Regions from separate parts of the Mus musculus genome. Here region 2 is linked to region 1. Evidence: chromatin contacts called from ENCODE Hi-C or POLR2A ChIA-PET data. All regions are on one chromosome and are shown on one strand. The core of a region is the stretch at or near the end of the contact, and the rest is flanking DNA. Distances in the headings are between cores, read along the strand shown.

Region 1 (2,888 bases), core at 83-2,582:
CCCCCCAAAACAAAAACCAAACAACAACAACAACAACAACAAAAATCCTCAATCACCCACAAGCCAAACTCATCTATTTCCAAAAGTCTCCCCTCATCTACTGGGGTTCCAGTGCAGATGACCAAGCCTTTCTCATCTTTTGAGTTTTTCTGATCCAGCTCAAAAGTTACTATGCTAAGTAGGGCATTCTATGGGTCTCTCTCTCTCTTTTTTTTTAACCAGTTTGTATGGTAAGCATGAGATTACCTTTTGTTTGTTGGCATACTGTCTTATTTGCCCAAATCTTTTCTCTCTAGATTGGATTTATGCCATATGGGTGGGATATGTGTGTGTGTGTGTGTGTGTGTGTGTGTGTGTGTGTGTGTGTGATATATATACATCAGAGAGCATCAGAACTCATTGCAGATGGTTGTGAGCCACCATGTGGTTAGGTTGCTGGGAATTAAACTCAGGACCTTCGGGAGAGCAGTCAGTGCTCTTAACCACTGAGCCATCTCTTCAGCCCTCAATATTATAGTTTTGATACTGGTCCCAGTACCACACTGAAGTCTTGGCTAGCCTGCAACTCACTATGTAGACCAGGCTAGCCTTGAATTGACAAAGGCCCACCTGCCTCTTCCTTCTTCTGAGTGCTGGGATGGAAGGTGTGTATCATTCTACCTGGATTACTTCTTCTCAAAGCATTACCTACTTATGGTATTCACAAAGTGCTGTAAATGGTGGGTGTCTAGAAGAGAGGGACTTGGGGAAAGTCAGGCAAATGAACTCCTGGCTTGCTATAAGCCAGGTAGCCAGAAAAGGCGGCCTTGATTGCTGAGGTAGATGCTCCACTTCCTTTTGCCCTTGAAGGCTACTAGAGAAAATTCTGTTGGTCTAGGTGTCATATGGACAAGGGAGACCTGAACTCTCTGCAGCTCCCAAATTGTCAGGAGAGGAGACAGCCTAGACCTCCCAGCTCATGACAGAGGCTAAGTCCAAGCATGCTTCCCAAACATTGCTGTTCAAGGTCTGATCAGCTAATGCTGTCAGGCAGAAGGTAGGGTGGGGGTGGGGAGGGACAAGGACACTCCACACTGTCCTTACTCCCTGTGGCATGTAACCTTCCTGAGCCAGAGTCTTACTAGGGGCTGCCGGGCATCTGGAGGATGTGGGGGAGCATTCAGCTTCTCGTCCAGCTCCCCTCTTCTTTGTCCAGAAATAGGCACACAATGAGGAAATCGCCTGATTCCAAATGGCAACTGTCCCAGAAAAGCAGGTGCCCCACATGAGTGCTGCCGTGCACATGCAGTGACAGAACACTTTCCATTCAGGGCTTGGGAGCCTTGCTTGGTTTATAAAAGGCTGCAAGACTCCAAATGGGGGAAGAGAGCCATTGGGAAAATTGCCTTTGTTCTAAAGAAAACCCAAAGGAAGTAGGCGCTGGGCACTCGGTTTTGGAAGGCTGAGCCTGCAAGGCTCCTGAGCCACTGCCTGCTATTCAAGCAGGTGGTCAGAGTGTAGACAAGCCCTTGTTAGAAAGCAGGTTGAGGTGTCTTGGTGAAGACTTGCCTTTTCCTTTATCAGCTGTGGCCCACAGAGAGCCATCAGATGGTCACTGGATGCCACTTCGGGGACATTTGTTATTTTTTTTTCATTGTTGTGACCAAATTAACTGACAAAAAAACAATTTGAAGGAAAGATTTATTTTGACTCACAGCTCAAGATGCACACTCAATCATGGAGGGGTGGAACATGGAGAGGGGCAAGAACTTGCTTCCCTTCTTGTGGGTCAGGAAGCAAAGAAACCCAGGTGTTCATCCAGATTCTTCCGGTTTCCATTCTGTTCAACCTAAGACACTGTCCCAGAGCATGGTGCCTGCTGCACTCAGGGTGGGTCTTCCCTCATCAGTTAATTAAGCCTCTCTGGAGACACCTTTGTAGGCATGCCCAGAGCTTTGTCTCCTTGAGGACTCTAAAGTCTGTCAGGGTGACAGTGAAGATGGGTCATCACAGGCTGGAAGGTACAATGGGCTGTGACCAGAGTCTGTTTCAAGAAGGAAATTCCAAAGACAGATGAACTCAAGTTGAGCAAAACCACCTGTGGTCCTGGATAAGGTGGGCCTGAAACAGAAGACGAAGAAGGGTGGAGGAAGATGAGTGGCCACAACAGTTGGGTGCTGTTGGTCAATCTGGTAGCATAGACAGAGCAGAATTTAAAAGGGCAGAGCTCTCCTCCCCTCCTCCCCTCCTCTCCCTTTCCTTTCCCACTCTCTCCTCCTACTCCCCTCCCTTCCCTTTTTCCTTCCCTTTCCCATCTTCTCTTCTGCCCTGTCCTGTCCTGTCCTCTCCTCTCCTCTCTTCTCCCTCCATCAGAAAGAGTAGAGCCTGGGTGCCCATGGCTCTGGCCGTTCACACTGTGAGGTCTTAGCTTGTTTCTGCCATTCCTGGGGGGACCTGGACCAGCAAAACCACCCATGGGAGCAGAGAGCCTGGGTCAGCCCCAGTCAGGGAATAGCCACAGAGGCAGGCAGCTGGAGTCAAAGACCACAGAACTACTAGTTCCTGTTACCATGGAGAGACCGAGTGCTGGTCTTTGTGCTTCTCCTAAGGTGAATGATATCCTTCAAGGGGAAGCAACAGAATACCCCCTCCTTCTCTCACTCCTTTCCTCTTTCCTTCCTCCCTACAGTCTTCCCTCATCCATTCTTCCCTTCTTTCTCTTGCCCCCTTTCTCTTTCTTCTACACACACACACACACACACACACACACACACACACACACACAGCACTATTCTAGGCAGCTGGGATACAGCTCTCAAGTAAATCTTTGCCCCTGTAGTCTATCATTTGAAAGGAAGACACAAGTACTATTATGGCTGGTTACAATATCAGTGAGTGCCCAGGTAAAA
Region 2 (2,995 bases), core at 412-2,911, 44 kb before region 1:
AGGATGTGAGGCCACAGGAGTTAAAAGGATGGGCACAGAGGGAAACTGAGGACGGGTGAAGATTTGGCCTAGTGTCTAGTGGTGAGCTCCAGGATCCAGCCATGCCAGAAGAGAAAACCCTTATCCTAAACATTTTCCATGTATCCAGAACTATATTAATGTATTTATCACTTTGCCAACTCAATTTGAGATTAATTTGAGACAAATTTTTGTGCCCCTGTTTTTTTTTGGGGGGGGGGGGGAGGGGGTGCCCATTGGAAAGCATCCCAGAACCAATGCATCACTGATCTTAGGCAGGCTGTCTGCACTGAGGTCCCCTTAGCAAGTACCAGCACACAGACCTAAATTTCCTCCTCTAGCAAGCTGGACAGGTAATCTGAGTGGACCTTGCCAGCACCAACATCCATCACCAGTCCCTGGGCTTGAGTCTAGCTGGTGGAAGCCTAGACTGGCTTTTGGAGTTGTGAGAATTAAAAGATGGAATTGAACAGGTGTGATTTTTCTCACAGGCTTTAGTACAAATGAAATCATGTATTATAACAGCATTAGAAAGGAAGGTTCCTCTCTCTCTCTCTCTCTCTCTCTCTGTGTGTGTGTGTATATATATAATTTTTAAGATCACAAATGATAAGCATTTTTATTTTCTTTCCCTGGATTACATTTGCAACCTTTTCTGACCCAGAAGCCTGACCTACACAAATGTAAACCATTTTCCCCTTGGCTGTCATCTCTAGTTCCCATCATCATCAAACCTGTGTCACTCATAATCACCCCCCCCCCGACTTCCCTCCACATGCAGAAATAATATTCATTTGCTACGTTTTACAAGGTAGGATAAAACCACTGAATGGAGTCACGAAATGGAACCCAGAAAATATGTATTTGTGACTCATCACACCACCAGCTCCAAGCTAGCTAGGGTCTTCTAGTGACCTAGCTTTCCTGAAGCCTGGTCAGGTGATTTGGACCTCCCCCATCCCCTACCCTCACCCCATCCCTGGTAGGTTCTCAAGGTAGAATGACAAAGGTTGCTTTAAGACTAACCTAATCTGGGATGTCAGCAGAGTGGAGGGGGTGGGGAAGGGGTGGGGAAGCATAAAGCAAGGCTCCAAAATGGGTGTCTGAGAAAGAAATGTCTGGAGTTATCTAGGCAGGTGGGTGGTAGGTAGTCTTAACTGAGCCTCCTGGGCACACCCTAGACTTAGGGAGCATACGCATCAAGGAAGAATAGGGACCAAGACACTAGGGCACCAAAGAGCGTGAAACCACGCGGTGGAAATGGATTAGGAGTGGGCAGCAGCAGGGCTGCAGGCTCAAGGAGGTCAGCTCCTCTCCTCCGCCCTCCTGCGTCGGTGCCGCAGTCTCACCGCCCTAGCCCTCTGCAGTCGCTGCCTTTGCCCGGCCAGCTGCGGGCTAGGCCCCGGGCGGGGGTTCCGGAGCCCGGAGCTATTTTTAAAAGACGCGTCACCGGATTGGGGAGGAAGAGTCCGCGTCCAGGCCCACAGTCGGCGCGCGGCCGGCGGGAAGGGTCGCCTGGGCGAGTTTCGAACGATCGGAGCGCGCGAAAAGACGCAACCGACCGAGAAGACCCCGCCTGACCCCGGGAGACCGCGGGGCGTGGCGGGCGAGGGGCGTGGCCTGTGGGCGGGACTAGAGGGGCGGGGCCGGCGCCCTCCGGCCGCAGCAGGCTGGTGGCGGCGGCGGCGGTAGCAGCAGCGCCTAGTACTGCAGGGACAGCAAGGCAGCTACGCTAACTCGGACGCCGGGGAAGCCCGCGCCCCGCCTGCGCCTTTGCGGCGCTCCCGGGAGCCGGAGCTAGAGCAGCTCCGAGGTGCGCCGAGACCAGAGGCTGCTGCAGAGCCGCGGTGCGGGAGAGCCGCAGGTCGAGCCGGGCTACCGCGCAAGGCGCAGACATCCTACACCGCGGCGTCTGTCCGTGGCGGCTGCGCGAGAGACAAAGCCTCCGGAGAAAGATGCCCGCGGAGCACGCACCAGGCGGGCCAGGGAGCCGGCCCCTCCGAGCCTAAGCGCGCCTGGCCGTGCGCCGCGGGGACGCCGAGACCCCACCGGGTCCAGCAACGGGCGGGGCCCAGGTGCGCCCGGCCGCAGAGGGCCTGTGACTGCTCGGGGGGCGGCGCCCTCCCGCCGCAGCCGCAGTCGCAGTGGCCGGCGCCGCAGCGAGGAGCCATGGGCAACATCTCCTCCAACATCTCGGCCTTCCAGTCTCTGCACATCGTTATGCTGGGCTTGGACTCGGCCGGCAAGACTACGGTGCTCTACCGGCTCAAGTTCAACGAATTCGTGAACACTGTGCCCACTATCGGCTTCAACACCGAGAAGATCAAACTGAGCAACGGCACTGCCAAGGGCATCAGCTGCCACTTCTGGGACGTGGGCGGCCAGGAGAAGCTACGGCCGCTGTGGAAGTCCTACAGCCGCTGCACGGACGGCATCATCTACGTGGTGGATTCGGTGGACGTGGACCGGCTGGAGGAGGCCAAGACGGAGCTGCACAAGGTGACCAAGTTTGCGGAGAACCAGGGCACACCGCTCCTGGTTATCGCCAACAAGCAGGATCTGCCTAAGTCGCTGCCGGTGGCCGAGATTGAGAAGCAACTGGCGCTGCACGAGCTCATCCCGGCCACCACCTACCATGTCCAGCCGGCGTGCGCCATCATCGGCGAGGGCCTCACCGAGGGCATGGACAAGCTCTATGAGATGATCCTGAAACGCAGGAAGTCTCTCAAGCAGAAGAAGAAGCGGTAATGCGCTAGAGCAGCGATCTGGAGCAAGGCTGAGCGAGCAAGCCAGTGAGTGAATGAATGGACGTCTGGGTTGAGCGAGAACCCGCGAACAAAGACAACGAACCAAAGCGATGATTCGAATTTTTAAAACACGATCTCTGTATCCAAATACAGGACTTGGAGACTTAAGCCGGGTGTGGAGGCTGCATAGCCACCCATCTCGTCACCTGCCCCACCCCCCCACCCCAGCT

Evidence for each region. Hi-C counts contacts between places; a loop is a spot of excess contacts on that map. ChIA-PET counts read pairs that join two places held with the same protein, here RNA polymerase II (POLR2A).
Region 2: a map of heart shows a loop between it and region 1 (5-fold over the local background). The contact joins the promoter of Arl4c here to the enhancer-like site in region 1. A Hi-C loop is called at or near these places in 13 of 37 maps with a recorded cell type or tissue (CH12.LX, Patski, T-helper 1 cell and 4 more). POLR2A ChIA-PET finds 5 or more read pairs at or near these places in 3 of 5 experiments (Patski and embryonic stem cell).

What each region holds. Positions count from the first base shown.
Region 1 is chr1:88,656,880-88,659,767 of GRCm38, reverse strand. No RefSeq gene overlaps it. Among named protein-coding and RNA genes, the nearest start is that of Arl4c, 44 kb to the left of the region's middle. Within about 2 kb of position 1,332, at least 1 of the 3 ENCODE cell types and tissues checked has a DNase peak (open chromatin) inside an H3K27ac peak, as active enhancers do; it is heart, where a contact is called at or near this core.
Region 2 is chr1:88,700,857-88,703,851 of GRCm38, reverse strand. Arl4c (ADP-ribosylation factor-like 4C) reads left to right here and starts at 1,661. Exons shown (of 1, transcript NM_177305.4): 1 at 1,661-2,995. The coding sequence starts at 2,188. The coding sequence ends at 2,766.